Linked DNA regions of Mus musculus: region 1 is linked to region 2. Evidence: chromatin loops called from intact Hi-C (ENCODE). Cell type or tissue: left cerebral cortex. All regions are shown on one strand. Links, peaks and the distances in the headings refer to the core of each region. The heading gives the core; the rest is flanking DNA.

Region 1 (11,732 bases), core at 2,137-10,136, 410 kb before region 2:
CGGGAAGAGGGATGATGATTGAAATGTAAACAAATACAATGATTTTTTTTTTAAAGTGACCTGGATAAACTGGGCATAGTGGCCCACATGTTCTTAGTTGAAGCATTTGGGAAGTTGATGTAGGGAGTTGTGAGTATGAGGCTAACGTGGGCTGCATGCCAAGCTCTGTTTAAAAAATTAAGCAAACTAAAAAACCCTACAAACTCACACAAGAATAAACGAGAACTAGATAAAGAAGAGCAGTGTTTTTCCTGGTTTCCTGTGCCTCTCCCTCCCAGTTGCTGACATTTTGGATGTGTGCTGCTATGACGAGCAGCACTTACTCTCCTGTGAAGTCATTTCTCAATCAAATTTGTTGTTGTTGCCAAAAATTCCTTTATGAAAGAAGGGATCTAAAATCTTTTAACAATAGAGGCAATTTATTATTTGTAATTTTGTTTTCTGTCAGAAGAAAGATGGTCTCTCTCCCCTCCTCTTTGTTGAAACTTTGTCAAATAAGAATGAAGATTTTCTAATTAAACAAGTATGTCCCTCTTTAGCAATGAAAAAACTTCCTTTTTTCTGCCATAGGTATGTACTAGAATATGCATCTTTGCTAGCTCTTTGCACCTATAATATGGTGGTTATAGCATAATTCCGAATTCTGTCTTCAGGTCTTGGCCCTGCACTCACTTGTAGAAGAGAGGATGACTTTGGACTCCTCATCTTCCTGCTTTTACTTAGAGAATACTGGCATTATAGGCATGTGCCGAAGTCTTGGCCTCCAAAATCTCTTATTTAATTTGTCTTAATGATTTCAAAATAAAATTTGATGATAATTTAAAAGGGCAGTTGGTAGATGTGGGCATATTAGCTTATGCCTCTAATCCCAACATTTAGAAGCCTAGGCAGGAAGATCATCTCAAACTTGCAAGTCTGAAGACCATTTGGGCAATGTAGTGAGTCAGCCTGAGCTAAAAAGTGAGAGCCTGTTTCAGAAAAGGAAAAAATAAAAGAGGCAACCCATATATAGCCTGCTTGTAAACAAAACACTGTAGTCTAATATAAATCTAAACAAACATGTAAACATACCTACACACACAAATCTGAACATGCATTCACGAGCTTGAACACACATAAACATAAAACATGTATATGTGACTATTAGAGTCTTGAAAAAGCAAAGCAGTCTTCATATTCTATAATATAACACTACTTTGCTCACTGAAACATCTCATGTTTTATAAGATATAGTGGTTTTGCTAAAATAGGTATACTATATCTACATAGAACATCTTGCCATGAAGGTACATTGATATTGTTGCCAAAATAGGCAAAATGTTATGAAACTATCTAGTAATTATCAAGAAAAAACTTGAGTTTCATAATGACATTGATTTCTGTATAAATTAACATCAGTCATTTTGAAATTCAAGAGCCATAAAATGCTACTATTTATGCTTGACTAAGAAAATAATTAAATTTCATTAAAAGAGAATTTGGAGATTTAGCTTTTTAGAAATCAAGTTGAATATTAATATTCTAATTTAAGAGTTTCTGTTCTTGAGGAATTATTTTTACCAATAAACAGTAGGGTTTTTTGTTTGTTTTTTAATTTTTGTTTACTTATGTGCATTCGTTTGTAAGCTTGTTCAGAGAAGCCTGAAGAAGGAATCAGATCTCCTGGAGCTAGAGCTACACACAGCTCCTGTGGGCTGCTGTGGGGCTACCTAGCCTGGGTCCTTTAGAGGAGCAGCATTGCCTGCCCCTCAGCCTGTAGTCACCGCCACTCCCAGTGAGCAGCATTTTATGTAACTGACGCTTTCCTTCTACTGTGTTACGTATATTCTGTATGAGAAAGCTCTTAAAAGCAATCACAATACTTATATGAACAGCATTCAAATCTTCAAGAAACCTAAATTTTATGGAAGGGTTTTTTCCTTATATGCTACAAGCTAACAGTAATACATCAGTGCACAAATTTACCTTCCAGTAACCTTTCTTTGAAACATAATATCCAGAAAAATTTACCTTCTAATACAGAAAATAATTTGCAATCCTTTAATGCTCAACATTACCAAGGAGATCCAGAAAAATAAGACTTGAATAAAATTTTAGGCTTCCATGAAATGTTGATTCAGTGGTTAGGATTTTTTTTTCTTGTTTATTTTAGATAGCAGAAAGACCACCATTTTAGCTGTGTCATGAATTCTGGAGTTGCATTGGATAACAATTTACCTTTTGTAAAGAAGGAAGCTTCCTTCACCTTGTAGATGATTTACATATAAATTACTTTGTGTTCTTGGATAAATGGTAGGTTTACTCCTATCTGAATGTTTAGTTATAATGTTTCAGTGATAATTCTGTTGCTTTTGTTTTTTGAGACAGGGTCTCACTTTTGTAGTGTAGGCTAGATTCAAATTCAGATCTTCATCCCTCTGCCTCCCAAGTGCTACGATTATGTCTCTGTGCCAGCCACCATGCCAGGCTTAGTCCTATTATTTCTGGCATTTGCATTACAAGTGTAATACTTAGCAATGATAATCTCATAAAATTCTTTCTACTTTTATTTTTGTTGGGAGATATGTTATTTTTCCTTGCTATAGACTTTATAATGAGTTTATCAGTATTGTGTTAACTTCCACAATTACACTTTTGAGAACTATATATTTATATGTGTGTATACATATGTGTACATATAATATATATACATATATACACATATATAAGCAGTATTTATTTTGTGATTTATGGTTTCATAAATATTTTTGAGGACTTACATACTTAGCACTTTGTAAACTTCTTCTGAAACTTGAAAAATAAACTTAGTCCCTGTGAGTTTCAACTTTCCCATCTGTAAGAGAATTAAATTAGGTAATCTCTAAATCTATTTTGACTTCAGAATCTATAGTTCTTAAAAAGACATATAAGAAGTCATAGTTTCTAGAATCTAGTTATGGTTTCTATTGCTGTGTTAAAACACCATGACCAAAGAAAGGCAGCTTATGGAAGAAATGGGTAATTTCATTTTACGGTTCCCATCATCCAAGGAAATGAGGACAATAAACTAAAGACAGGAACTTTGCAGAGGCTGTGGAGGAGTGCCACTTAGTAGCTTGTTCCCCTGTGGTTTGCTCAGCCTGCCTTCTTACGGCATCCAGGACCACCTGCTCAGCAGTGGCACTGCCAGCATGGGCTGGGCTCTCCCACATCAGACATTAATCAGGAAAATTCACCACCAGGCTTGCCCACTGGCCAGTCTGCTGAGGGCATTTTCTCATTTAAGGTTCCCTCTTCCCAAGTGACTCTAGCTTGTGTCAAGTTGACATAAAACTAGTCAGGACAGTGGTTGTTTATGAGAAGGGCCCTTTGTACATACATAAGATTTCTCTATGTACTTACAAGATTTAAATATTTTTGCCAAAAACAAAAATATTTTATTGCATACTGATTTTGCTTTATTTTACTGATTATACTTGATGATAAAAAATAAAATTTAATATTTTAGCAAAGGGCTGGAGAAGTGGCTCAGCGGTTAGATCTTCCATAGGTCCTGAGGTCAATTCCCAGCAACTACCTGTAATGGGATCTGATGCCCTCTTCTGGTTTGTCTGAAGATAACTACAGTGTATTCATATAAATAAAATAAATAAATCTTAAAACAATGAGATTATAGTAAATAAAGTAAAACAGAAGAGAATGTAGTGTCCTGATGATAATTCTAAGGAAGAGAGGGGAGATTTCCATTCTAATATGTCATCGGCCCAATAGTAATGGTTGAAGAAAAGGTTATGTCTTGTTCCTGCCTAGTAGAGGAGACTTTCTAAGATATCTTCAGTAGATGCTTAGATCAGCTTTCTGTGTTAAGATCTATTTTTCTTCCCTGCTTATAACCTATTTGAATAGGAAAAACTAACAAGTTTGAATTGCTTGATTTATTGGCACAGCTCTATCTTAAACTGCACTTCCAAATGTTTCATCATCTCACTGTTTGTATGCATGTTAACATCTTAAATGTATTTTGGCCATTTTCTAATTCATTGACACCACATGCCTTGGGTCCATCTTTTTTTTTAAAGTCAGTTATATATTTTTTAGTTGGTTTTCTTTAATTGAACTTGCAAAAACTTCCTGAATTTTTTATTGGAAAGCATATGCTTAGGCTGTGGGTGAAACAGTTTCTTGTATTTATATAGTTTCCACTCTGTATAATTTTTTGTTTTCTTACAGATATTGATGATGCTCAAATCCTTCCCCGCTCAACCAGAGTCAGACATTTTTCACAGAGTGAAGACACTGGAAATGAAGTTTTTGGTGCTTTGCATGAGGAACAGCCACTGCCTCGAAGTAGCAGCACTTCTGACATCTTGGAACCATTCACTGTTGAGCGAGCCAAAGGTGCAGTTCCTGTCGTTGACAGTTCATCCCGTCATGCTCCAAGCTTGCAGAGTTCCACAGAGGCTTCGTCAATAACTAGATCCACTGAGAGCCACCTCACTGATACTCATAGTAGAGAGTCTTCTCTGGAAGTTGGTGATAGCATATATGACCATCTTTGCCATTTGATAGGTCCAGTAGAACTTGCAGATGCAGCTTTGGATCAAATCCAGTACATTGACCTTGAAGGAGACGATGACCTTCTTTCTTCTCTGAAAGAATACTTTAAGGAAAACCAGGAAAGTCGTAGTAAAAGTGAGCTAGGGAAAGATACAGCTTCCCAGGAAGTGCTTATTGACGTAACTAGAGAGGAAATACCATCTTTCCATAAAGTAGAGTACACAGGTCAGGAAGTAAAACCAGAAAATCTCATGTCTTTTGTTGGGACTTCTGAAAATACACCATTTCAAAAAGAACCAAGCTCAGCTGTCTTCACAAGTACTCTTGCACCTAACCATTCAGATAGCTATCCAAGATCACAAACTGCTGAAAAGGCTAAGCAACTAAGTCTTGATGAACACTCATCGGATCCTAGCTCAGATAGCCTATGTGATAAAGAAAAAAAGAAACATCTGTGTAGACAAACAGCCACAGAAGTAGATGCCTGTGTAGATATGACAGTAGCTGAAAAGCTTAAGAGTGTACAGGTTAATGAAAAAATCACGCCATACTTAATGCATGCCAAGAAAACTGCATTAAAAACACCGGTAAGCCGCAGAATGCCTCATGTTTCAAACACTAGCAAGCTTTCTCCAACTAAGAGGAGCTTGTCTGAAACAGTAACTCATAGGGCCAAAATCATGAAAATTGCCGCTAAGAAACGAAATAGTGTTCATGTTACTTTTAGACCATCTACCGAGTCTGTCCAATTTTATAATCCTCTGGAAAACAAAGAGGCTCCATGGAAGATGAGACTACGGAAGCTCAGTGGCTTTAGCAGTAATAGCAGTAGCACCACCAGCAACACACAGACCAGCTCAACTAGTGGTACAGACCTTGTAAAGCCTGGTGTGTACAGACCTCTAGATACAATCGGTGCAGCATCAGTTAGCAGAGCAGTGAGGGAATCCACAGAGATCCCCACAGCCACATCACAGAAAGAAGGAATGGCAAGTAACCAGGCAGGTAGTCGCAGTACTCTCAGGTCATCGAGTCAGGAGACAGGACCACAGCAGGGCTCCCTGGGTGGCGTTTATAAAACTGTTGTCCATGCTCTTTCGAAGCCGAAGGCAAATGTTTCCCCACAGAGGCAGAACAGAATGCCACCCGAGGCTCCACTGAGGGATCTGTACAGTCATGTAATGGGCTATTTTGGAAGGAAAGCTGCAGGTGAGCACTAACTGTGCAGAGCGCAAAAGGAGAAAGACAGCACCAGTTTGGCTTAATGCAGCTGAAGCAAGCTATAAGCAATGGAAAAGCTTTGGGATGGTCACTGCTTTCTCTCCGTTTGGTTCTGCATGCGCCTTTCCCCAGCTCTATTTCCCCAGCATACATATTTATTTAAATTACTAATTTTCCTTTTGAGGCATTTAGTTAAACCTCTTTGCTGCTGAACAATAAAATAGAAAGGGGAAGTTAAGAGGGGAAAATGTAATGACCTTTCAAAGGTCAGGTATTTTTCTGAGTATGTACCACCAGTCTTGAAGTTCACTAAGGAGTTGGCCGTACTTTTTCTTGCCCCCACTACTTTATGTCTATAAGGGCATCATCTTTATCTAATTGAATTTGCAAATTCTTACTGATAACTTTGTTGGTTTCCTTGGTAGACAGTTACTTTGACATCAAATATTAACAGAAATCAGACTCCTACAACCAGCACCAACATTATACTTAACTATAATTGAAGAGGAAATTCTTTATTTAATTGCAAAGATGATTTAGCCACTTTCCATTTAAGGCATTTCTGAAAAAAAGCTGTAGGCTTTTAGTTTTGAATCTAGAGATTTAAATTTTTATTGTGAGATCTTAAATGTGCATTAAGGTTTCATGATTTACTGATTATTTCAGTATGAAACCTAAATGTACATGTTAGCAAAAGGAAGCAAGATTGTAGTAACCATTTTATCTTGTTCCAAAATGGAAACAACTTTATTGATACAGAAACAGAACTTTCAGCAGTAAGGTAGGTTTTGATTTCATTTGTTTTAACATGGTTTTGTTAGCATGATTAACAATGCTGTATAATGCATCTTGCATTGAGCCATTAATGCCACTTGAGGGCAGTATATTACAGCTTAGCAAAGCCTGGCCAGTGATATAAAGATAATGGTATTTAACAGTCTGAAATACTTGGTGATCCAGTAGAAAGAGAAACAGCGCTAGTTTTATTCTACAGAGAAACAATTTTTTTCAGCAGTATAATGGTGACATAAATGTATGGTCCACAAGGTAGTTTACCAAGTGAAAGCAATCTTGTTACTATAAAATTACATTTCAGTGGGAATGTTAGACAAATCAAACAACTATTTTGGTTTTATTTGTTCTTAATTCTCGTGAAAATTGAACCTTTTTTTCTCCAAGCATTGACGTTAGATTTTAGACTAACTCTAAAAAAAGAAAAAAAAAATTATGTCAAATCATGAGATTTTTATTTACATCCATACTGAAGTATGTTTATGTCGTACTGAGATTTGCATGAATTGAAAGGATATATTCCTCACAATTATTCTCTGGGGAAAGAGGGAGCTTGTTAATTCTTAAGACTCTAAAGCAGCATAGAATAGGAAGAAAAATATACCAGTTTCTTTATAGGCAATATTAACCTGACTTCAACTAGTGCTTACCTCTAGCTTTCTTGCTGTTTAAGGTCATACTGAAGATTGACTAACATCTGCTTAGTTAAATAAAGTAAATACAATTTACTAATTCTTAAAAATTAAATCTGAAAGGAGGGAAATTATTCATTAGTGCATGTTTGGCAAATACTTGATATGGCAGAGGTACTTTATTTTGGATTACTTTTGTTTCAAATTTAGAAAATACAATTAAGTTGTTGCCCACTATATGTAGTTCTTTTTTGCTTCTAGTAAATAAAGAGGACACGAGCCCCAAACTGCCTCCTCTTAATAGTGAGACTGGTGGCAACAGCGCCAATGTTCCTGACCTGATGGATGAGTTTATCGCAGAGCGACTTCGAAGTGGCAATGCCTCGGTGAGCTCAAACTTAAAAAGTAGAAAACTAAAGGATGAGTATGATGTATATGTGGAGGTTTTTATTCCAATCTTCATTTTTTCCTGAAACTTAACTCTGACTTGTAAAGTTCTTAAAACATTTTAACATTGCTTATTTGGTATGTGTGTATGTGAAGGTGCATGTGTGCCACTGCATGCATGTAGAGGTCACATTAAGGAAGTGAGTTCTCTGCCTTTACCTGTCCATCAGCCTTCACAATCAGCACCTTCCCCTAACTATTGTTAGCTCTTAAAACATTTCAAAGCTGGACTTAGTGGTACACACTTCTACCTAGCTGCTCAGGAGGCTAAGGCAGGAGGATAGCTAGTTCAAGGCCTTGCCTGAGGTGCAATGTAATTTCAAGCCAACCTGTATAACTTAGTGTGACCCAGTCTTATAAAAAGTAGAAAGCAAGTTGACTATATTTCAGTGATAGAGCACTTGCCTGTCTACAAGTCCTTAGGTCAAATCTCCAGTGCGTGTGTGTGTGTAAAAATTTTAAAACTTTTTTTTTTTATTAAAAGGTATAAAACATTGAGACTTGTAGCTTTAACTGAAGAGATACTGTAATATCTATTAAAAGCTGTAAGCCATCACCTTCCCAGTGTAGTTCCCTTACTCTCTTTCCTAGGTTGGTACCACTTGCTAAATGTCAGTAGGAAAGAACATTGGAAGGCACTTGGCCCAACTCCCATAGTTTGAAAGCTTAAACAATTCAGATAACTCTGGAATCAGTGTTAAACTGTGCCTTTTACCTTAAATAGTAAATACCAGATGAAAAAAGAAGCTAATGAGCCTCTAGTCCTTAGGTGCAGAATTGCTGTTTAGAGGCTGTCATTCCCCATTTGGGTTTTAACTTGTCTATCACTATCTATTACTTTTCCTTTTATTTCCTTTTCTTTGAGGAACAATTATTTTAAAATCATAAAATGACATCTTTGCTGTCTTTGTATTTATTTTCTCATCTGTTTGCTTCATTGTTCCATTGTAAACTCTATTTTTCTTCTGATCACGAGCTTTAGACCCAGCACTGCCTCACCTGATATGTGGGTTTTTACTTTAAATAGAACTTCAATAGCTTAGGTGTCAGAGCCGTGTCATTACATGCTATTTAGATACTTCAGTAAGCATGTTTTTTCCTTTCCAACTGTGGTCCTAACTATCAGAATTTACTCTGAGGATTATCTTGAAAACTAAAGCTTTCAGGTGCTTAATTTAAAAATATTTTAAATGTAAAATGTTTCTTGTTTTAGACTATGACAAGAAGGGGGAGTAGTCCAGGCAGCCTTGAAATCCCGAAAGACCTCCCTGATATTCTAAACAAGCAGAACCAGATGCGGCCTGTTGATGACCCTGGTGTACCCTCCGAATGGACGTCTCCAGCCAGTGCAGGGAGCAGTGATCTCATGAGCTCAGATAGTCACTCGGATTCCTTCAGTGCCTTCCAGTGTGAGGGACGAAAATTTGACAGCAAGTATCTCTTACTGTTTGAGTATATGTTTTCTCTTGACTGCTTCCTGACTTGTGGATTGCGTAGCTTTCGCTTAGTTCTCCTTTGTTAGGTAGTTGTTACTGTATATTTTAGTTTCACTTTTTGGTAAAACACTGATGAAAGTTTTAGGGAATCATCTCAGGTTAAGACCATTTTATTTTGCTAAACACAGGGCATTTAAAGGAACCAGAACTACTGTCCATCATAAGATAAATTACATTTTTAAGACAAAAAAGTATGAAAATAAAAATGATTTAGAATGGTCTTAATATTAGAGTAAAGGGCCAGCCAGCATGAGTATGTGATGCTGTTACTTAATGGACTTGGATTTGACATCCATTGTCTACCCAGACTGTTCCTTGACCGTTCCTCCATGTTCAATTATCAGCAATTATTCTTTGTACCGTATGTCACTATATCATTATGCTGCTGAAGTTCTCTCTACTTTTAATATTCAGAGAATAAACTAGAAACAGAAATTTGGAAATCAAGTTTGTGAAGAGCAAGGGCATTGGTCTTCATGGATCATTGTATTTTTACTTCATTTATGGGGTAGTGGTATACTAACCCAAAGCTCAGACAGATAAGATTTTAAGAGAAAAGGAGGAGGAGGAAAAGGTGGGAAGGTGGAAGAAGAGGAAATAGAGGAGGAGGAAGAGAAGAAGAAAATGTATGTGCATGTGTATGAGAAGAGAGACAGAGATTTATAAAATACTTTAAAAGTAGTAACTGTAGTGGTGATGGAATATCATTGCCATTTTAAAATAATTATTGTTAATAATAAGCTGTGACAATCTTAGAAATGTTTGTAGTTGAAGTCTTCAACGTTTTACTGCTTCTTGCACTTGCGAGAATGTAATGCAGAGAGTAGCTTAGGGAGAATGAACGTGTGATTAGAGTTGTTGTAGAACTAGCATTTCTTCTTCCTACAGACTTTGGCTTCGGGACTGACATTGGGATCCCATCTTCTGCTGATGTGGATTTAGGTTCTGGCCATCATCAAAGCACTGAGGAGCAGGAAGTGGCCAGCCTAACTACGCTTCATTTAGATTCAGAAACAAGCAGCCTTAATCAGCAAGCCTTCTCTGCAGAAGTTGCAACCGTTACTGGTAAAGTAACTCAAGGGAATAGTTCTTAAGCTTGGCTTCTAGACTTCCAAAGCATCTGTGACGTTTCCACAGCCTGTATGGCCTACGGCTGTTTCGGTGGTTTTTTGTATTGTTGTTTTTGTTTTTATATCAACAGTGGACAAAACAAAACAAGTTAGTTTCTTGACAGTGTGAAGTACACAGAGGTAAGCATTGATGCACCCTAAGCATATGCCATAGATGAGAAGCAGTTATTAAATAGATAATCTAAAAGAAGAAAAAAATTACATCACTCTATTTTTTCCATTGTCATTCATAGTTAAGGTAGCTGTTTTACATTTATTACAGGAAATATAAAGCACTCTGCCAATAAGACATATTTGTTAATATACTAGAATTTTGTAGTTAAACAGAAAATTATCCTTTTCAGATATTTTTTTATTTTTTTTAAATGTGACCAAACCCAACTTTAATATAGCAAGTGGAGTCCTGGAACTGAGTCACATTAAACGCAGAATCGTGTATTGCAGGGGTAGTGTAGAAATTAAAATGAGCTGGGGGTTGTACTGTGTGTGTAGTAAACTTAGCCTACCAGTTCCAGCTGCACTCTGATGAAGCTCACTCAGTGGTTAGCCATTCTAGTTAGCAGTCATGAGGCATAGCCAATGATTCTAAGCATCATAATCTCTTGTAAAAGGGAGCCATTGCCCCTGTGAAAACTGGATTCTAATTCTAGTTCATTCAAAACATTAGGAAAGCTACTATGTTTTTCAAAGGTTATCCCAACGTGAAAGAAAATGTCACCGTACTTTTTTTTTTTTTAATGTTTCTGTATTTATCAAAAATAAAGTTCCAAGACTTAGGGAGATAATTCCATTGCTAAAGTCTTAGTTGAGTTGGATCTGAGTTTAGATAACAGAACCCTAGTAAAAGCCAGACTTGGCAGTCTATTCTTTCAATCCCAACTGCAGCAGTACTGAGACAAGGGATCCAGCTTGCTATCCAAAACAGGAAGCTCCAAGTTGAGCGAGAGTTGCGATCTCAAGTTAAAAGCTGGACAGCAGAAAAAGACACCCTCATATCAACAGTTTGGCCTTCCACGCTCCCATGGTGATGAGTGTACCTGCACACACATGGAATACACGCAGAAGTAAACAAGTGCCTTAAATGACTGGATGAATAATAGTTCCAAGCCAGTAAAAATCTAAAATTAAAACTTTTATATAGAGAGATAGGTTTCATGTTTATTTATGCCATCTTTTTTATGGTGACTTAACTTCTAAGTATACAACCTATATGTCCTGCATTGAATGACTGATCCTGTTACTCTATTGGGAGGTTTTATTAGGAATACTCATTTTAATCACCAACACTATCAGCAGTACAGGAGTAGTTAAAAACAGCTATGTTTTTGTTCCCAAATATAAAATTCATCAGAGAGTATAGCTCCATATGCCCAATAAACAAAACTGTTGAATATAATATTTTCTAATTCTCAAATTTGCTTGCATTATCACACTGTTAACTGTTTTATCAGAGAGATGTTAGTTGGCCTAAAATCTTT
Region 2 (11,732 bases), core at 1,724-9,723:
TTGACTTCGAAATGCTAGTATCCTTGTGAGGTTTTTTGGGGTTTGTGGCTATAACGGGGCTGAGAGTTATGATGAAGTTCCAAGAAAAAAAAAAAAAAGCTGTACCGACATCCAACATTCTAAATGGTCGACTGACTGATTGGATCTCCAATGATTATGGAAAGTAAGAATGTTGAAGGTCCAGGGTAAAATTATCTTGGGTTATATTAAGCCTCTAATTAGCCATGTATTACCCACTTCTGTGTGTGACCTAACATCCTTGTGACCATTAGGTAAATACTTTTGGAAACAAACACTTAGCTTCCAGCAGCCCAAAGGCTAAGAATGTCATCAGGGCATCTGAGGCCTTGAACAGAAATCTCCCCACTTCACCATAGCCTGCCTGTGTGATATTGCCACCATAGAATTTTTTAAGTATCTTGACTTAGGACTTTTTGTTTTGTTCCTACAAAAGTGTAATGAAACTGTTACCACATTGGAACATGGAATTCGGGGCAACTGAGTCTGTGGGACCGTGAAAGGCAGCCCGTTCTCTGGTCGAGCTAGGTTTAAACCCTGGAGACGCAGCAGATTAATCTGCAAGGGACAGAAGGCCCGTTTGCCATGCTCCCTGACACTAGGCTCCACAATTCTGTGGCCATCAGTCACATAGGCTATCTGGACTCCACCCCCACAGTTACCTGGCAACAGCAAGGTAGCCCAGCCCACTATAAAAGGAGCTGCTTGCCCCTTCCTGGCTCTCTTACCTCTTACTCTCTTGCTCTTACTCTAGCCTCTCTCCCTCCGTCTTCCCCTCCCTTCCCTCTTCTCTCCATGTGACCTTTTCTACTCTTTGCCTTTCCACAATAAATGCCTTAAAACCATGGACTATCTCTTTTCATCGGATCCGTGCTGGAGCAATGGAACAGGTTTCCCTCTAACAAGCCGCACGTCTAACCTCCCGCCGGAAAGCCTCCCTGTGCTCCAGTCAAGGCTGCCACCAACTCAAGCCTTCTGCCAAGCTAGCCACATGAGCTAGCCAGACTCTCTCCTCCCTGCGGTAACCTGTCAGACCTCTCCTTCCTGCCTTTTTTCCTTCAGCCCCCAGGCCAGAGTCCACCAGAGGGTCCGCACTCTGTGCTCAGCTCTTCTGAAACATACCATGCGTCTGGGATGTCCAAGAGCGAGAACCTGTCATTCCTGGCCTCCGTGTGGCCCAGGGACCCCAGAACTGGCTCTTCTGTGGTACCCAGTGGTCTGTGGTACCTGAGAGTCGGAGCCAGACTCCGGCAGTTCCGTGGGGACCCTAGACTGTGCCCTTTCCTCACCCCCGGAGTGGTATCCCACGGCTACTCACAGTCCAGTGCCTGTCCAGCAGTTCCATGGGGTCTGTGGTGCAGACTCCCCGAATCCCAGTGACCCTAGCTCCCAGCAGACATGGGACCCCATTTTTTGTCCCACATGAATCTACATTCCGAGCCAAGGTCACTCATAATTGATTCCAGAGTAAACTACAACATTCCCTTTAAGATGAGAGCTGCATTTTTTTCATTGACAGTAATTGTTAAATATGGTAGCTATTACCTTTTAATAGTGTAATTCTCTTATACTACAAGAATTAGGACGCAAGGGGGAAAGATACCAATAAATAGCCAAGGAAAGAATTGTCCCCAACATCTATGAATAGAATCAGCTGCTCTGTGAGTTGGGCTGATTAAGTACATCAAATCCTTTTGCTATCTGCCGCACTGCCTGGAATCTGGAGCTAACAGTATCCAAGGGGAAGATTTCATTTGAGTTCAAATCAGCACAAAAAAATGAACAACTCTTCCTTCTATTCGTTTAGAATAAGTAAGTATTTAACAAAATGAATGCTAGCACTGTGGAGCCACTGGTGGTGTTAAACCAAAGAATCCAATGAGAGGAGTTCCACAGCTGGGGTAGGAGCACCTGGGGGGGGATAGGATAGGGATGGACAGGGGTCAGAAGAGACAGGAACTGGCTTGAAGGGGCTCCCACTAGCCAAGTCAGGGAAAATCAACATAATGATAGCAATGGGTCCTAACAGAGAGAGAGAAAGAGGGGTGGGGGGGATGAGAGTCCTTATGCATTTGCACTGGTGACAAAAAAAAGAAGAGGGAAAATATTTCATACAACATAGCGTTAGTTACTAGATGTGGAATAAGGACAAAAGCCTCTCTCTGCAATGTCAACAATGTCATCCTTTCCACAATGCTGAACACTTGGTAAAAGGTTAATTAATAGGTGACGAGCTATCAGCAGGGTCTCGGGACGCTACCTCACAGGTTACTCACTAACCAGAAATGGGGAAAGGCAGGCAGGTTTCTGTGAGTTCGAGGCCAGCCTGGTCTACAGTGAGTTCCAGGGCAGCCAGAGCTACACAGAGAAACCCTGTAGAATTTGCTGAAAATAGTACTCAGAGAAAAAAGTAAGCACCCAACAGTGGGATGGTGAACCAGGCCGGGAAGCTTGGTGGGTAGAACAGGTTGAGACCCTGGAAACTCACACCTGGGACTGTAGGCACCTCCCTGCTCCCTGACAAATCCCTGGCCACACTTCCCACATAAGGAAATGTGACCTGTGGTCACACAGGTCCAGAACAGAGTTCTCCATGGTAATGAGGTACCTAGAGGCCCTGAGGATTTAGCCAATAAGCTTCCCTTCCCGGAAATTCCTCCCTGCAAAAGGTATTTAATCCCAGGCCCACCCTGAGAATGGTATGCATCCATTTTCCACAATAAACAGTTTAGAACCATGCACTGTCTCTTTCATCAAGATTCGCTAAGGGCAGCATGGAGGGGGTCTTCGACTGACTACCATGCTCCAGCCTAAGCCGCCCCCCCCAGAAGGCCGCCCTGTGCTTCCAGCCCACAACTGCAGCCAAGCTAAGGACAATCACCGCTGAGCTAAGCTTCAGCTGGCCCCTCCCCCCGCCCCCACTCAGGGTTAGCTGTTGTCCTCAGCCTGCTTACCTGAAGCCCAGCACCGCCTAGCTGTGGTGGCTCGGGATAAGCACAGTGAAGCCCCCCATGTTTCACCTCCCAAGCAGCCGTGCCTTGTAACAGGGTGAAGCATGGGGCTGGAGAGATGGCTTAGTGGTTAAGGGCACCGACTGCTCTTCCAGAGGTCCTGAGTTCAATTCCCAGCAACCACATGGTGGCTCACAACCATCTGTAATGGAATCTGCTGTGTCTGAAGACAGCTAGTGTACTCATATACATTAAATAAATAAATAAATAAATAAGCCTTAAGAAAAAAAGGTGCAGTCTCCCCGAGTCCCAGTGACCCACACCCAACTATTTGGACACAGAAATTATAGTTAGATAGAATCAGATTGGCTTCGATAGATTGTAATATATTTTAGTTTATTCTACAAAACTCTAAAATTAACCTGTGGAAGACACGATTATAACCCTGGGCTAAATCTAGCCTACTGTCTAGCCTACTGCAGGGGCAGGGTGTGTGTGTGTGTGTGTAGAGTGTGTGTGCCCATGTAAGCACGTGTAGAGGCTAGAGGAAAGCTCGTGGAGTCTTCCTTCCTCACTCTCCACTTTAAATCTTGAGACAGGCCCTCTCACTGAACCTTGAGTGTTAGGCACCTACACTCTGGTCCTCAAGCTGGCATAGAAAGCACTTCACCCACTGAGCCATCTTCCCAGTCCTCTTGAATAGTTTTAATGGAACGGTCACAATCAGTCATCTATATACCGTCCACTGCTAGTTTAACTATAACGAAACCAAAACGTTACAAGAGACTTGCATGGCTCGCAGAGCCCCAGATATTTGCCCTTTGGCTTTTGTCCACTCCAGAAAAGCAATCTAAGGGCACAGTGGAGCCGTCAGTCAGACTCACCTGAGGTGTCGTCTTCTTATACTGGTCGCCGCCATCTATCACATCCCTCATGATTTTTTCCTTCAGAAACTCATACTCTTCTGGACTCAGATGAATAGGCTCTATAGTTCTGCCACAGCCTGAGCACTGGCCACTGTAATTGCAATGTTTTCTATTAAATAATGTCTTAGAAAATAATTTTTTTCCTAAAATGAGTAATTCCAAAGCACAAGAAAATGGAAACGTTATATATATACATATACATATATATATATATATATATATATATATATATATAAATGAAAACCTTTGTAATCACATTTATTTGATTTTTTTTATAAACCTGAAGATATCATCTATCAGTATGCCAGAAAACTCAAGAGAGAGGATCTCTAGGCATCTAGATAAAAAACAAAAATTTTTTTTCTACAAAGGCATTTTATGTACATATACATATACACACATTTATATATATATAAATGTATATGTATATGTATATGTAAATGTATATGTATATATATATATATATGCATGCTTTACACTCTTGGGAGAACCATAGGGGCTTCAAAAATGGCTCAGTGGGTAAAGGTGTCTACAGTTGTTGTGGATTGGTTCTAACGCTTTTTGTGTTAATTCTGCTCCCAAAATTACATGGGAACCACACGTCCACCTGTAAGATGCTGAGGGTCCCTAGCTCCAGTCGGCTTTGATTGGTGAAATAAAGTTGCCAGCGGCCAATGGCTGAGCAGGGAGACAAAGGTGGGACTTCAGGTTTCCTGGGCAAGGGAGTAGAGGGAAGAAGAGTTTGGAGCATCGCCACGACGACAGGGAAGCAGAAAGATCAAGCCTGAGAGCTGCAGGAGAGACAGCACACACTAGGTAGGAATCGGGGTCGAGTGGCCCACTCGATCCTCATCGGGTCTGGGGCAGCAGAAATGAAGTATACACTTTAGAAAGTAACAACAGAAGAATATAGGAGAGAGTGTGTTGGCTGGCATTGAGCTGCTTACGTCATATTAAAAATAAGGCTGTGTGTGTGTGTATGTGTGTGTGTGTCTTTCATTCATGAATCCAAAACAATTGGGCGGGTGTAGAGGAGGCGTGAGCACCATTGGAGGATATGTTAAAGTGGATTAACATATCATGAATACAGCTGTCGAGCCTGGCAGCCTTATTTCAATCCCAGTGATGGACATGGTGGAAGGACAGAACCGACTTCCTGAAAGCTGTCCACTGACCTTCACACAGAATAAAGTGAAAATCTAAAGTCTGGAGTTTTTTTCGTTTTGTTTTTGTTTTTTAAAGAAAAAGTCTTAGGGCTTTCTCTCCTTTCGTCTTTGTCTTCTTTCTTCATGATGCCAATCGAGGTTGCTAAAACAATGAACAAACTGACGGGGTGGGAGCGGAAACTGACGGGGTGGGAGCGGAAACTGACGGGGTGGGAGTGGAATAGTCTGCTATTTTTCTGTGTTTTAGATCTGAGAACGATCACGCCACATGCCTGTAAGGTTCCCAACAATTTTCCCAGCTCTGTCACAGTTAGAATCTGACAACTCAAGAGCAGCCTGATGAGGACCTGTGTTTACCCCCCCCCCCCCAGCCTTCCAGCACTGTCAGAGCTCTTGAGAGCATCAGCCAAGATGAACTCACACACACCACTGTGGTGATGGCAGGCGCCAGATGAAACTTTTAAAGTAATTCTCAGAACACAACTGGTCTGCAGTTTAAGGGCAAACACCATTAAGCTGTAACACAAACCAGGAAAAATGTTCTGAGCACCCCAAAGTCTCTGCCTACATGACTGTAATCCCAACACTTTAAAGGTTAAGGCTTTTTGTATGTTTGAAACAGCCTGGGCTATAAATCAAGACTCTCAAAACAACAACAGTGATGGCTTACCTCTCAGGAAATTTAATTATAAATTCTTGATTATCCTATCCTTAAGATGTTCTTAAACATTTTTTTTTTAAATTACTGGAAGCTCCCCTCCCCTTTGAAGTTTTTATTTGGGGGATGGGGTGTAGAGGAGAGTTTGTTGTTGTTTTTGATTTTTGAGACAGGTTTCTCCTTTGAGACAGTTTGAGACAAGGCTGGCCTCAAACTCATAATCTGTCTGATGCCTTCTGAGTGTTGGGATTCAAGAGGTATACCATACCACCAGCACCAGCACCAGCACCACCATCACCAGCGCCACCTGTACCACCACCAGCACCTGGCTTTAAGATTTATTTTTCTAATTATATGTTTATGTGAGTGTGTATGGGTACATGCGTGTGAGTGCAGGTACAGGCAGAGGCCAGAAGAGGGCAGAAGATCCCTAAAACTAGAACTGCAGGCAGTTGTGAGCCACCAGATGAGCGCTAGGAACTGAACCACATCCTATGGAAGAGTAAAACAGCTTTAACCTCGGCATCATCTCTCCAGCCTTTCCTATTTTTAAGTCAATGCCAACAGAACTTACTATATCAGAATCAAACATATTAGAAACAAATAAAAGTCTTTACCTTTTCTGAATTGTGGTGAACTGTCCTTTCCATTGTCTTCCAGGGATACTACCAAAAAAAAAATTACAAAACCAAATTATCCACAAGTTAAAAATTCCTGCTGAACCTAAAGACAGATGGTCACTGTACAGACATTCTGTAAGGAAGAATAGGAGAAGTTCAGAATACTTTCTATGATAGCTTTCACATTCTTTCAACAAGTATGTTAAGATAATCAAACATGTTCTGTAAACATGATATATGATAAAAAGAGAGAAAAGAAAGAACATTTAGCAAATGACCTGAAATAAAATAAGGGTCAAGAAAACAGACTAAAAGACTGAAGCAGCCAGGCAATGGTGGCATACGCCTTTAATCTTAGCACTTAGGAGGCAGAGGCAGGCCAATCTCTGAGTTTAAAGCCAGCCTGGTCTACAAACCATGTCCAGGACAGGCAGGGCTTCTTGGAAATACACACACACACACACACAGAGAGAGAGAGAGAGAGAGAGAGAGAGAGAGAGAGAGAGAGAGAGAGAAAGAGAGAGAGAAAGAGAGAGAGAGAGAAGCAGTAGATATTTATGTGGTTAATAGTCAAAGCAATAGACAAACAAGACAAGGCGCAAAATGAAATGGAAGGCTGGTTCTCCATCTAATGCTTGAGTATCAGGAACTGCCCCATCCATTCTAATCACTGTAAGTGATGAAACACAGGAACTACAGCCTACCTACTGCACATTATTTCAGTTATCCTTTGAAAAGAAGGATATGATCATCCGGTAAAGTACTTGCTGCATAAGCAAGTTCTGAGGTTAGATCCCCAGAACCCATGTCTAAGCCTGGCAGAGCAGCCTGAACCTGTAACCCCAGCAATATGGGTGTGAAGACAGGCAGCTTCCTTACCTGTGAGTTTAGACAAAATGCTGAGCTCCAGGCTCAGTAAGAGCCTCTTGTCTCAAAAGTCTCAAAAGTTGGAATTTGATTAAAAACAAAAAACAAACAAACAAAGCCGGGTGTGGTGGCGTACACCTTTAATCCCAGCACTCTGGAGGCAGAGGCAGGCAGATTTCTGAGTTAGAGGCTAGCCTGGTCTACAAAGTGAGTTCCAGGACAGCCAGGGCTATACAGAGAAACCCTGTCTCAAAAAAACAAAACAAACAAACAAAAAACTCCCGAAAAACAAAAACCTAAAATCAACCTCTATTGTTGCTATGTGCATATGCCCACACAGAGACACAGAACCTTTACTTGCTATAATGTTGCCCGTTATTCATGTTAGATGCCTCAGAAAATAAAATATAGTTCTAAAAGGAAGAGATCTGTTTATATAAAAACAGAAGGTGCGCTATAATTTCCTTTTATGTGACAAGTAGCGAGTGACACAAATTATTCCTATTACTTTCTTAGGAGAATATTGTGTTTTAAAGGAGAAATAACGATTATCTCAAGATGGGAAAAGGTATAAGCTGAATAAAGTCAGTCTCAGCAACTAATAAACAACACATACACAAAATCAAAATTACCTTTCAAACCACGTTTTTATACTGTGTGCAAATGACTCTCCAGGATACAGCTGATTATTCCTTAGATACAAAAGTATGTCCAGGAGTTTGTCTGAATAGTGATCATCATTTATGTCTTTGCCATAATCAAAGAAGGCTTTTAGAGTTTCCAACGGAGGGATGAGATTATGACCTATCAATTCCTGATACAAATTCCAAGCTGTGTTCACATCTTGATGAAGGAGGGCTCCTTGTATACAGTCACCATAGTTCTTTTTGGAAGGGACCATGACTTTTTTAATGTCTTCTAACAGCAACAAGGACTCTCTCCATCTGTCTGAGTGGATCAATCCCCGGATGAGAAGGGTATAACCCCCAGATTCTAAACTCTTGTACTTGGCTTTCATGATTTCATAGACATCAATAACTTCTGACGTCTGCTTATGAAAGACACAGAGATATAAATACTTGACGAGTAGATTATAGCCCACGATGCCATTGTTCTTTGCTGCTACCCAAGCCAGGAGAGACTTGGCCACATCTACTGAACAACAGTTGCGTGCCATCTGTGAAATGATGAAGTCTTCAAAACTGGCCTTTCCTTTGAAATCTTCTTTAAGTTTATCCCACTCTGCGGAATTCAAAGGTTTAGTTGGAAGTTGGACAGAGCTTCTCACGGGCAAGGCATGACCTTGATTCTGAGGGTTAGCACCTATGTGGGACCTCTTCTTAGCTGCTCCAGCAGCGAAGTAATGAGGATCAGAAGAAACCTGCCCATTGTTGTCATTCCCTTTCCTGTGTGTCCTAGCTTTGGTATCCAGTAGATTGAGTGCTTTGCTATTTGGAGGGGTAGTAGGTTTAACAGAAAACCATCTTTGTTGGTTCCCGATGGCACAGAGAAAGAAGGGGGTAGAAGAGGTCGCAGGGCCTAGCTCAAAGTAAGGGTTGCTCTTCCAAAGTTTCGGGATGCTCCGAAAACCAGACAAATAGAAGGTCATGCTGCAGTGAGTTGAATGAAACTTAAAAATAAAACAGTTTCACTCCACTACGTAAAATTAAGGTATTGGGGGCCCGAGGATATGGAAGCGCAGTTCTTGAAAGTGAGACTTTTTTTGTTTCTCCGTTACAAACAAATCAAGACTATGTGTTTGGAGCGATGTAATGGTAAGGAAAGCACACGTGTTCTATTTATTAAATAAGGATCCAAAGACGTCCAACACCAGTAGCAATCCCTAAACCAGAAGGCGGAACGGGAATCCTGAAGTGCCTGTTACCTTCCAATTTTCGAATCTGAGGAAAAAGCACATGGACTCCCAGTTTGACTCGTGTGGATTATGATGGTCCCGAAGAGGGGCGGGATACCAAAGGAGCTAGAACAGGGAAATAAATAACAACGAACAGGAACCACCAATCGCAGCCCCAGCAGTAGCAAGAAAAGCCAGTCTAGGGTCCCTTGCTCTTCACAACTCTCTCCGGGCCGCAAAACTCTTCGGAGAAGAGGGGCCATGGAAATGCAGCATAAACATCATAGGGAAGGAAGTGAGGTCCAGAAAGAGCTCAGACTTAACTGTACGGAGGGTCGACAAACGAAGTTCACTTCATTAAACAACTCACCACGCCACTCATGCTTAAAGGAACCATAAACGCGGTGAAAACTACAATACCCACAACGCACCGCGCTGAACGTGGTGCTGGGGCCTGGAGCGCTTGAATTCCAGGGTTCTGTTGAGTACTGAGAAGATAAACAAACCAGGATAATTTTGAAACTTTTAGTATCCGAGAGGGCTGGATACCGCTGCGTCTATTACATCGTAGGAACGGTTAAGGTTTCCAGAGAAAGAACAAAATGTGACGAAAATGCTTTTCTCAATTCGGAAATGGCAATGGAGTCCCGTAACCTGTGGCGCGCACGCGCTAAATGCCCAAGCGAAGAAGTCACGCAGGCTTCTTCTGGCCTTTAGAAATCCGGCTTGGTGAGCTGCGACACCTCCGTAAGAAGGATAATTTTTTCATCTACTTCATGTCTGATTTTCGTCCATGCTAGCGTGATCGCCGTATCCGGAATAGCTACAGCATCTTTCCTTTCCTTTTTTCTTTTTTTCCTTTGTAGCCAAGGCTTCCGCCCGTGCCCAAGATGGCGTCCAGGCGTCCTAATTAACTTCCACCTGTCTTGGCGAAGTCTGACGTCGCGGCTGGCAGTGGGTGGAGCTCTTAACAAACTGCAAATGTAGGGTCCTCTGAGCGGGAGTCAACCATGGACTGGAAAGACGTGCTTCGCCGGCGGTTAGCGTCGCCCAACACGGATCCAAAGAGTGAGTTTGAGAGGGACCGCCCTCTAGATAGCCCGCCCCAGGCTAGAAGTGGCGGACAGGGTGGATAGGGTGGAGGAGCTAGTGAGAGCTGTACTTTTGTCTGTTAAACTTCTCTGACAAAGGAGTCAGAGTGGAATGTGCTTTGGAGATCTACCAAGGGGTGACCCAAACTTCCCTGGTAAATGCCCTGCTAGGAATGAGAGCATAACGGTGACCTCAGTTTTCCACGATCTTAGACTTACGAACCAGACTTACGAACCTTGGTTCAAACCTTCAATCTTTTCAAGACCTATAATTCATCCTTATAGGTTTTTTTCCTTCCCTAGAAATAGCGTTTTATCATCTAGCCGAGGCTAGACTTGACTTATTGACCCTTTTTGTTCCTGCCTCCCGAGTCCCTGCCACCTTTTAACTCTCTTTCACTTAACCCTCCATTTTAAATTTCATGAATCCGTTTTACATTGCTCGTTCCTTGGTCCTTCACACTTGCTTTCCAGTCTGGTAAAATCCTTCCAGCTCCACACCAGCACCCAGGCAGCTGCGATTGGCTAAAGAAAAACAGAACCTGGTTGTAGGCATGGCTCAGCCATTAAAGGCTAGACTCAAACAAAGAAGAACACCCAAACCATGGTGAGTTCTAAGGTGAAGTGTCTGTTTTGGTGGCATCTGCAAGAAGAGCGTTTGCTTTTCTACACTTAATTCCGCTCATCTTCCCAAACCTCCAGTCTGCCCTCCACTGTTCACCTTAAATCGATGAGCATATTTTTCAAATATATATATCTTAAAGAGGAAGTAGAGGCAGTTTATAAAGGAGAGCCTCAACTGTTTCCAGTTACCATTTCACTCAGGTCTTAGGTATATATCCTTACAACCAACCTTCACCTTTAGAATGTATTGTCACCAGGTAGTGGTGGCACGTGGCTTTAACCCCAGCTCTTGAGAGGCAGAGGCAGGTGGATCTCTGAGTTGGAGACCAGTGTGGTCTACAGGGAGTTTCAGAACAGCCAGGGCTACACAGAGAAACCCTGTCTCTATTAAGAACTGTGTATTGGACTTGAGTCCCTGAAGTCCCTCACTGGATTGCATTCCTTTTCATATACTCGATGGCTTCTCTTCTGTGTTCTCCTCTCTCTTACATTGTTTACTTTGCCTTTTCTCCTCCATCATTTCCATTGCCACTAACAAACATGTAACAGCCTGCATGTATGCGCGTGTACCATTTTTGAGTGTTGCCTGTCGAATGTAAATGAGGTCAGGGCTTACCTAGGGTTGAGGGGAAGCCTTTATTGTAGATATGAGGGAGAGTTCAGACTAGAAAGGTCCAGACTGAATCTGACCAGCAGTATAGACGGGCATAGAGGGGAGCGGTGGGGAGAGCATGGAAGGGGGTGGGGGTGGACCAAGAGAGCACATGGGAACCAAGAGCTGAGTCAAGGGAGTGAGTAGCCAACATGCCTGAGTTCTGTAGGGTCAGAAGCTGAAGGAAGGGAAGCTGAGCCCACTGGAGAGTGGTTTAGGGTAGGAGCTGGGGTGAGAAGAGCTGGGAGAAGCTATAGGTATTAGGTAATGCTGGGCTCCTGCTTCTGCCCTGATATGTTAGTAG

The links. A loop is a pair of places that touch in the nucleus more often than their neighbours do. Peaks named below come from ENCODE experiments on the same cell type or tissue, not always from the same donor. Only the 100,000 strongest peaks of a DNase experiment are listed, where the experiment ranks them.
Region 1: it touches region 2 in a loop (2.2-fold over the local background); 5 of 42 quality-filtered maps call a loop at or near these places.

Annotation. Positions count from the first base shown.
Region 1 is chr12:55,715,419-55,727,150 of GRCm38, reverse strand. Ralgapa1 (Ral GTPase activating protein, alpha subunit 1) reads left to right here. Exons shown (of 42, transcript NM_001368814.1): 18 at 4,210-5,745; 19 at 7,443-7,567; 20 at 8,842-9,058; 21 at 10,013-10,189. Among named protein-coding and RNA genes, the nearest start is that of Ralgapa1, 100 kb to the left of the region's middle. In left cerebral cortex, for the core only: CTCF peaks have their summits at 3,590 (motif pointing left) and 6,631 (motif pointing right); a DNase peak (open chromatin) is centred at 6,642.
Region 2 is chr12:55,300,991-55,312,722 of GRCm38, reverse strand. It overlaps Ppp2r3c (protein phosphatase 2, regulatory subunit B'', gamma), which reads left to right and starts at 9,723. Exons shown (of 14, transcript NM_021529.4): 1 at 9,723-9,808; 2 at 9,928-10,129. The coding sequence starts at 10,072. It overlaps Prorp (protein only RNase P catalytic subunit), which reads right to left and starts at 10,086. Exons shown (of 7, transcript NM_025373.1): 1 at 7,839-10,086; 2 at 6,337-6,384; 3 at 3,854-3,986. The coding sequence starts at 8,815. In left cerebral cortex, for the core only: a CTCF peak has its summit at 6,153 (motif pointing right); a DNase peak (open chromatin) is centred at 9,506; H3K4me3 peaks cover 978 bases; H3K27ac peaks cover 586 bases.